Linked DNA regions of Homo sapiens: region 2 is linked to region 1. Evidence: chromatin contacts called from ENCODE POLR2A ChIA-PET data. All regions are on one chromosome and are shown on one strand. Each heading gives the region's core, a stretch centred on a gene start or an enhancer-like site at or near the end of the contact. The rest is flanking DNA. Distances are from core to core; before and after follow the strand shown. Region 1 has its middle 98 kb from the start of SASH1. Region 2 overlaps SASH1 (SAM and SH3 domain containing 1).

Region 1 (3,906 bases), core at 901-3,400:
GAAAGCACGTTTATCATTCACAAGGTTATTTACAAGTTAAGAGATGACCTCAATATTCCATTGTAGTTCTTTCAAAAAGGGTAGCTGCCACTATAACAAATACATATCGCAATTTATTCTGATCTCTTCTCTGGTGGAATATACTATGGGGGCCTCAGGGTCCCTTATGCCGTTGGTTCATCTACAGATAGACACTATTTTTTTAGGATTCTTTTTCTCTATGAACTAGCCCAAGCCAAAAAAGGGAAAATCATTTCTTCCTTAAGGACCATGGGCTCTGGCTCTATGCTGGGTAAATCTGTGTTCTCCAGTTTATTGGCACTCAATATGTGATTTTTTTTTTAACTCTTACTAATGGTATAAATCCCATAGGTTGGCTACCTCTAAAAACAGGATGTTTTGGCTGGCTGATTGTATGGGAGAATTAGAATTCCATGTTGGGTAGGTACAGTGGCTCCCGCCTGTAATCCCAGCACTTTGGGAGGCTGAGACAGGCGAGTCACTTGAGGTCAGGAGTTTGAAACCAGCCTCACCAACATGGCGAAAACCCATCTCTACTAACAATACAAAAATTGGCCAGGCACGGTGGCTCATGCCTGTAATCCCAGCACTTTGGGAGGCCAAGGCGGACAGATCACCTGAGGTCGGGAGTTCAAGACCGGCCTGACCAACATGGAGAAACCCCGTCTTTACTAAAAATACAAAATTAACTGGGTGTGGTGGCTCATGCCTGTAATCCCAGCTACTCGGGAGGCTGAGGCAGGAGAATCGCTTGAACCTGGGAGGTGGAGGTTGAGGTGAGCCAAGATAGTGCCATTGCACTCCAGCCTGGGCAACAAGAGCAAAATTCCATCTAAATAATAATAATAATAATAATAATAATAATAGTAAAACAAAAATTAGCCAGGTGTGGTGGCATGTGCCTGTAATCCCAGCTACTCAGGAGGCTGAGGCAGGAGAATCGCTTAAACCCAGGAGGTGGAGGTTGCAGAGAGCCAAGATCACGCCACTGTGCTCCAGTCTGGGCAAACAGAGTAAAACTGTGAAACTGTGTCTCAAAAAAAAAAAAAAAAAAAAAAAAAAAGAATTCAATGTGATCAGGAAACTTGAAATCCTGCTTTAAAGTTGGACTTCCACCTTTAGCTCCCTAAACAAACGTGACAGTCATTATTGAGCTTTATAAACGTGTTAGTAATTGGGAGACTATGGAAATGAGGAATGGCCAGTTTTATGTTTTAGAGAAATGATGCCAGGAAGACCACTCTTTCATTAAATCAAATCTGATCCTCCACATTAGGCTATGCAGGGAGACTTGCCATGTGGGAAGCGCCTGGCCCACCTGGCCAGGATTTGGAGTCTCTCCTCTGACAACTACACCAGCCTCAGGGGACACTCTCTGCCTCAACTCTGTTGGCAACCACTGATGAGATTGGTTTCTGAGTTCCCCAAAGCACTCTGAGACTAGGCTGAAACATGTAAAGAAAACCCCATTAAATGACTAGGAATAGCAAAAAGAATAAAATAACCCACAATTTTGTTCTTTGCTCTCAACACAGCACTTGACCATCTTCCCCCTTTCCCAGCTCTAAGCCTGCATCCATGTGGCAAGGCCATTATTCCCCTCTACCAGGCAGGACCCGAAAGTATGCTTAGACTCCTGGAAGCCTAGACCTTACCACCTACTAGGTTTTGGTATCCTGTCTTCAAACACGTATATTCCTTGCATGTTTACACTGGAAAATGTATCCCTATCATGCAGAGGAGACCGGCTTTATTCACAGGCCTTGGTCTTTCCCATGGCCTCAACAAGACAACCACATCAGAATACTACATGCACATATTGATGGATGAACACACCCAGCGGTAGGACGTTGTTTTATTATAAAGGGTTATTATGATGATACAAATGTCACAGACATTTAGAGAGTGGGCCAGTGTTCCTGGGTGCTAAGGCGTTGTTTGCAGCTCTAGTGGGAGGCAGAGGAAGGTACACATTGTAGGCCTCCGTTTCTTTAATAGGGAAGACCCTCTTAAAGAGGGTGCAGCAGTTTGGAGAAGAAGCTCCTGCTGTTGTTGTTGCTGCTGTTGTTTCTCCTGGGGCCACGTGTCTGACTGCTCCTATTTCAGGGCAACTGGGTCACAGCTGTGCTGCCGGCCACAGGGCTTCTCTAAGCATAGGCCCCAAGGGCGACATGAGAAAAGCCACCTGACAGAGTGGATTCTTGCTTTGCCTGGCTGTAAGGAAGAAAGAACTTCATTTGCCCTAAGCTGTTCACAGGTTCTGGGGCCTGGGGCCTGAGGCCTGGGGCATGTGTGTGTGTGTGTGTGTGTGTGTGTATGTGTGTGTGTGTGTGTGTGTGTGTGTGAGAGAGAGAGAGAGAGAGAGAGAGAGAAAGATTACAAGCTGTATCTTGGTATTCCTTTTTCAAATCCACATTCCATTACCCCATGTTCAACTCAGTTGGTTTCCAGGAGCCCTCCCAAGAGAAACAGCTGCTTGATGCCTTAAAGAGGAAATGTTAAAAGCTCTTGAGATTTAGAATTTTAGAATCTGCAGGGTTGATAACTTCCTCTCTGCTTATGAAAACAAATAGCACTAACTCCTCTTTCTCGACACAAACACGGTTCCCAAATGATTGTTTTCCTCTCTCAAATACGGTTCTATCAAGGAAGAGCAGATAACACCAGGTAGCCTGCAATTAAGTTGTAGATGCTAATAATAAAATCGGTTCTTGGTATTATAGCATGGATACTGTTCATCATTATGCTGCAATTGAAAAGTGATACAAAGATAGAGACCAGAGAACTTCCGCTTGAGGCTAGACGGTTTCCCACCTTTGAGATACAAAAGGTCAATCTAACACAAGTGATTACTGATTTGGAAGCATTAAGTTAGAACAATTAATTATCCCATAGTAAATGCATTACTGGTTGTCTCTCCTGGGGTTCTTTAGTAAGGTTGAGTTATAGAACTGGCAGTGTAGCTCTTAATAACTGAAGGGACTTTTTTCTTTCGGAAGACATGTTAGTGAGAAGGGGGTAGTGTTTTGGTACGGTTTGGTTTGGGTTGGGTTTGGTTGCCAAGTTTGAGAAAACAAGAATTAAGCTGGGGGCCAGGTGCGGTGGCTCGTGGCTGTAATCCCAGCACTTTGGGAGGCCAAGGCGGGTGGATCACGAGGTCAGGAGATCGAGACCATCCTGGCTAACACAGTGAAACCCCGTCTGTACTAAAAAATACAAAAAAATTAGCCGGGCATGGTGGTGGGCGCCTGTAGTCCCAGCTACTCGGGAGGCTGAGGCAGGAGAATGGCGTGAACCCGGGAGATGGAGGTGAGCCCAGATCGCACCACTGTACTCCAGCCTGGGCGACAGAACCAGACTCCGTCTAAAAAAACAAAAAAAAAAGAAAAAGAAAAAAAAAGAATTAAGCTGGGAAACATCTGCTTATCCCTAACACATACACAAACACACATGTGTACACATACATGCATGCTCAGACTTCATATTTTTCTCTTCTCTTCTCTTTTCTCTCTCTCCCTGTCTCTCTCTCCTCTCTCTCTCTCTGTCTTATAGATTACCCATATTCTTGAGAGTTGACAGAACAGTGGATTCAGAAACAAGAGCTAACAGGAATAAGTAGAAGTCTTTTCATTGTCATTTATCTTATCGTCATTCAGTTCATGTATTTTCCTCTGGCAATTCTTTTTAAACAGAATGTTTCCTTTAGAATTGTTTCTTTCTCTCAACTTCAGCCCGAAAATTTTAAGGTAGTGGGGTAATGTTTATGTGTGTGTGCTTTAAAACAAACAGTAGACCTTTCTGGGTGTTGAAAATGATTAGTGACAGCATCAATACCATTCATTTGTGTTATTTCACACATTTTTCCATAAAGGGATTCATCCCAGG
Region 2 (3,906 bases), core at 623-3,122, 190 kb after region 1:
TTTGATTCAGGAGGTCTGGGATGGGACCATGACTGGATGTATAGCAGGTTCCCAGGTGATGCTGATGCAGATGGTCCACAAATCACATTTTGAATAGCAGAGACACAGAGTACTATTTCCAGAAGATGGAGTTGACAATAGTGATTAGAGGGGCATGACACCACTTATAGCCCTTTTAGAGTAAAAAAGGACCCTAAAGATTATCAAGTGGTCCATTTGCCGTTTGTTGCCATTGGAAAAACCAAACCAAACAAAACAGGTTCTAAAGGTTACACTACAGCAGGGAGCAGAACTGGACTCCAGTCTCCCAGCTGACAGTACTTTCCATGCAGCCGTATGCTGGTAGCCCAGGTAGCTGTGAGGCGAAGGACTACAAGTGGAATGGATTCACTGGATGGATGCCAGAAACCTTGGGAAGAGAAAAGCAGTAGCTTTGGGCAGCTGATTTAGTGGGGAGTGAGAAGACTCCTAAGACAATAGATTTTTTTTTTTTTTGAGACGGAGTCACTCTGTCGCCCAGGCTGGGGTGCAGTGGCACGATCTCGGCTCACTGCAACCTCCTCCTCCCGGGTTCAAGCCATTCTCCTGCCTTAGCCTCCCTAGTGGCTGGGACTACAGATGCCGGCCTCCACGCCCGGCTAATTATTGTATTTTTAGAAGAGATAGGGTTTCACCATGTTGGCCAGGCTGGTCTCAAACTCATGACCTCAGATGATCCACCCACCTCAACCTCCCAAAGTGCTGGATTATAGGTATAAGCCATCACGCCTGGCTGACAATGTTGAATTTTAAGTCCTGGTAAAATCGACACATGTTCCATGAATTGACTGGAATAGAGAAGTCAGACAAGAGTGGAATGATTTCCTGGCAAGGGTGAGAATGTTGACTTTCAGGTTGCCCTGGGATCTACATGCCTGACCGCCCTGCACTAGTCCATGTGTTGACTGCTGGAGCTCATCTAGTGGGACGGCTGGTTCGTCTGAGACAGGTCAGCCAGGACTGAAAGGTTAAACAGCAGCCAGCAGGTCATGGAGTCAACGCTTGGACTCCCAGAACTTTGCAAATAGTTAGAGTCTCTTTGAATTTTCAATAAAAATAAAGACGTGATGGTATTTTTAGGTTTAAAACATGGAGAAAGGGGCCTCCTTTAAAAGGTGAGAAATAACCTACTTGAATCTGATCATATGGACCCATTTGTCATAAGCAGGAAACCAAATAAAAGCCAAGACTAGATAGTGTACAAAGTAATATAATTTTTTTTTTTTTTTTTGAGACTGAATTTCACTCTTGTTGCCCAGGTGGAGTGCAGTGACGCAATCTCGGCTCACAGCAATGTCTGCCTCCTGGGTTCAAGCGATTCTGATGCCTCAGCCTCCCAAGCAGCTGAGATTACAGGCCTGTGCCACCACGCTGGGCTAATTTTGTGTTTTTCGTAGAGATGGGGTTTCTCCATGTTGGTTAGGCTGGTCTCAAACTCCCGACCTCAGGTGATCTGCCTGCCTCGGCCTCCCAAAGTGCTGGGATTATAGGCGTGAGCCCCCACGCCTGAGCAATATATACATTTTTAAGTAGAGTTTATCTGGAAGTTTCTGTTCTTCTGGTTTATCTGTTACTTGGTAAGGATCTCTCCGGTGAAGAACACATATAATGTAGTTTGCCAACTGGGAGATACCACAACTCTACAGCCTTCTTGTAAAGTGATAAAAAAAACGTAAATCTGTGACCGGCAGCAACTTTCCACAGCAGTTCAGAGCTTGGGTCCTTCCATTAATTGCATGCATCAGTAGTAGCATGTGGCATTTTACTTTTAGCTGCATGTGGCTAAGCATCCGATCGCCTCTGGCTTTTTCCACCTCCTCCTTCCTGTACCTAGTGTGGAGGAGGAGAACTTGGCACTGAGCTGAGCTGGTGGGCGCCTGGTATTCTTCCTCTCCATTTTTGGAACAGAAGGGGGATTTGTCCCTCCTGCTTTTCCAGCTGTGAAGTTCATTTGGCTTGCAGCCTTGGCAGCATTAAGGGAGGAGGAACGTGTGGATTTCCACAGGAAGGTGGAGACAAAGTGGGAGTGGGGATGAGGGCATGATATTTGTTTTCCAGGATCTAATTCTGCCCTGGGTGGGTTTTTGAGTCTGGTATTTTGCACAATGGGATGTAGCTCCTAAAGCCAGAATGTCATCATTTAGGGTCAGAGACTTAGTTTTGTATTTGACCTAGTCCCTTTTAGTGTGGCTGTAGATGTGTGTGTGTATACATACACAAGCAGGTGAAAGCACACACAGGTACACATTTGTTTCGGTTTTGGTTTTGGCAAACTACTGATTTCATCTTGCAATACTTGGGTTTTGCTTTTGTTGTTGGATTTATTTATTTTTTTAGCTTCTGTATTAGATACAATAAATGTTTGTGGAACTATTTTTTCTACAAATTGTCCAATCTGACAATAAATGCATTTGAGGTTTTTCTCCCCAGTAAGATTTTTGATCACCTGATTCATTTTTCTTTTTAACTATACCATACTATAGCGGAGCCTCTTTTAGTCAAAGTATGAATATGAAATCATTTCAGCATGGTCCTTCTCTATTAATAATAAAATATACAAATTTTAACACATCAAGAAAATATTTCAATACTAGCCATGACCTAACTAGAGAAATAAAGTATTAATACTTTTGTTTCTTTTTTCTTTTTTTTTTTTTTTTTTGAGACGGAGTCTCTCTTTGTCGCCCAGGGTGGAGTGCAGTGGCGTGATCTCTGCTCACTGCAACCCCTGCCTCCCAGTTCAAGCCATTCCCATGCCTCAGTGTCCTGAGTAGCTGGGACTACAGGTGTGTGCCTTCACACCTGGCTTATTTTTGTATTTTCAGTAGAGACAGGGTTTCAGTATGTTGGCCAGGCTGGTCTTGAACTACTGATCTCGTGATCCGCCCGCCTCAGCTTCCCAAAGTGCTGGTGAGCCACCATGCCCGGCCTGTTTTAACATTTCTTAGGTAGCTTTTTAGCTTAATTGTTGGACTTAATTGTTACACTTAACTTGGGAGGGTTTCTTTAAGAGTTTGTAATGTTAATGAGATTTGTCATTCTTAAATTGTTATCAGAGTTAACTTTGGGGACTTTTATTAAGTTTTAAAAAATATATGAATAATTTGTATATGTATACTTTTTATTACAAAAGGAATTTGTTATATATATCTTTTATTATGTTTTAAAAATATATTAAAGTAATTGAAAAAGGTTATAAATTGAGAAGTAACCATTGGCGTGTAGAATTCTTTTAGATATTTTCTTCTGCATTTATAGACATACATATGTAGATAATTTAAAAACATAGGGGAACTGGAGATTTTTTTTTTTTTTTTTTTTTTTTTTTTTTTGAGACGGAGGCTTGCACTGTCCCCCAGGCTGGAGTGCAGTGGCGCAATCTTGGCTCACTGCAAGCTCTGCCTCCTGAGTTCATGCCATTCTCCTGCCTCAGCCTCCCGAGTAGCTGGGACTACAGGCGCCCGCCACCACGCCAGGCTAATTTTTTGTATTTTAGTAGAGATGGGGTTTCACCGTGTTAGCCAGGGTGGTCTCAATCTCCTGACCTCGTGATCTGCCTGCCTCAGCCTCCCAAAGTGCTGGGATTACAGGCATGAGCCACCGTGCGCGGCCTGGAGATCGTATTTTTAAGCTAATCTTTCATCTTTAGAAAAAAGTAATGCAAGACTACATGCTTGTAAAAAAATTCAGTGAGATATACTCTCAGCGTTTTTTTTCCTCTATGTGCACACATTCATATATGAACAAACATGCATGCGTTCATGTTGGGATATATTTGTATTTGTGTTTAGTTTTCACTGTTACACTTAACTTGGGATGGTTTCTTTAAGAGTTTGTAATGTTAATGAGATTTGTCATTCTTAACTA

Evidence for each region. ChIA-PET counts read pairs that join two places held with the same protein, here RNA polymerase II (POLR2A).
Region 2: POLR2A ChIA-PET joins it to region 1 with 13 read pairs in Panc1. The contact joins two enhancer-like sites. POLR2A ChIA-PET finds 5 or more read pairs at or near these places in 5 of 52 experiments (BJ, HEK293, Panc1 and 2 more).

The regions. Positions count from the first base shown.
Region 1 is chr6:148,242,595-148,246,500 of GRCh38, forward strand. It overlaps a transcript of SASH1 not described here. Among named protein-coding and RNA genes, the nearest start is that of SASH1, 98 kb to the right of the region's middle. Within about 2 kb of position 2,151, at least 8 of the 41 ENCODE cell types and tissues checked have a DNase peak (open chromatin) inside an H3K27ac peak, as active enhancers do.
Region 2 is chr6:148,430,724-148,434,629 of GRCh38, forward strand. All of the region lies in intron 2 of SASH1 (SAM and SH3 domain containing 1), which reads left to right. Among named protein-coding and RNA genes, the nearest start is that of SASH1, 90 kb to the left of the region's middle. Within about 2 kb of position 1,873, at least 3 of the 41 ENCODE cell types and tissues checked have a DNase peak (open chromatin) inside an H3K27ac peak, as active enhancers do.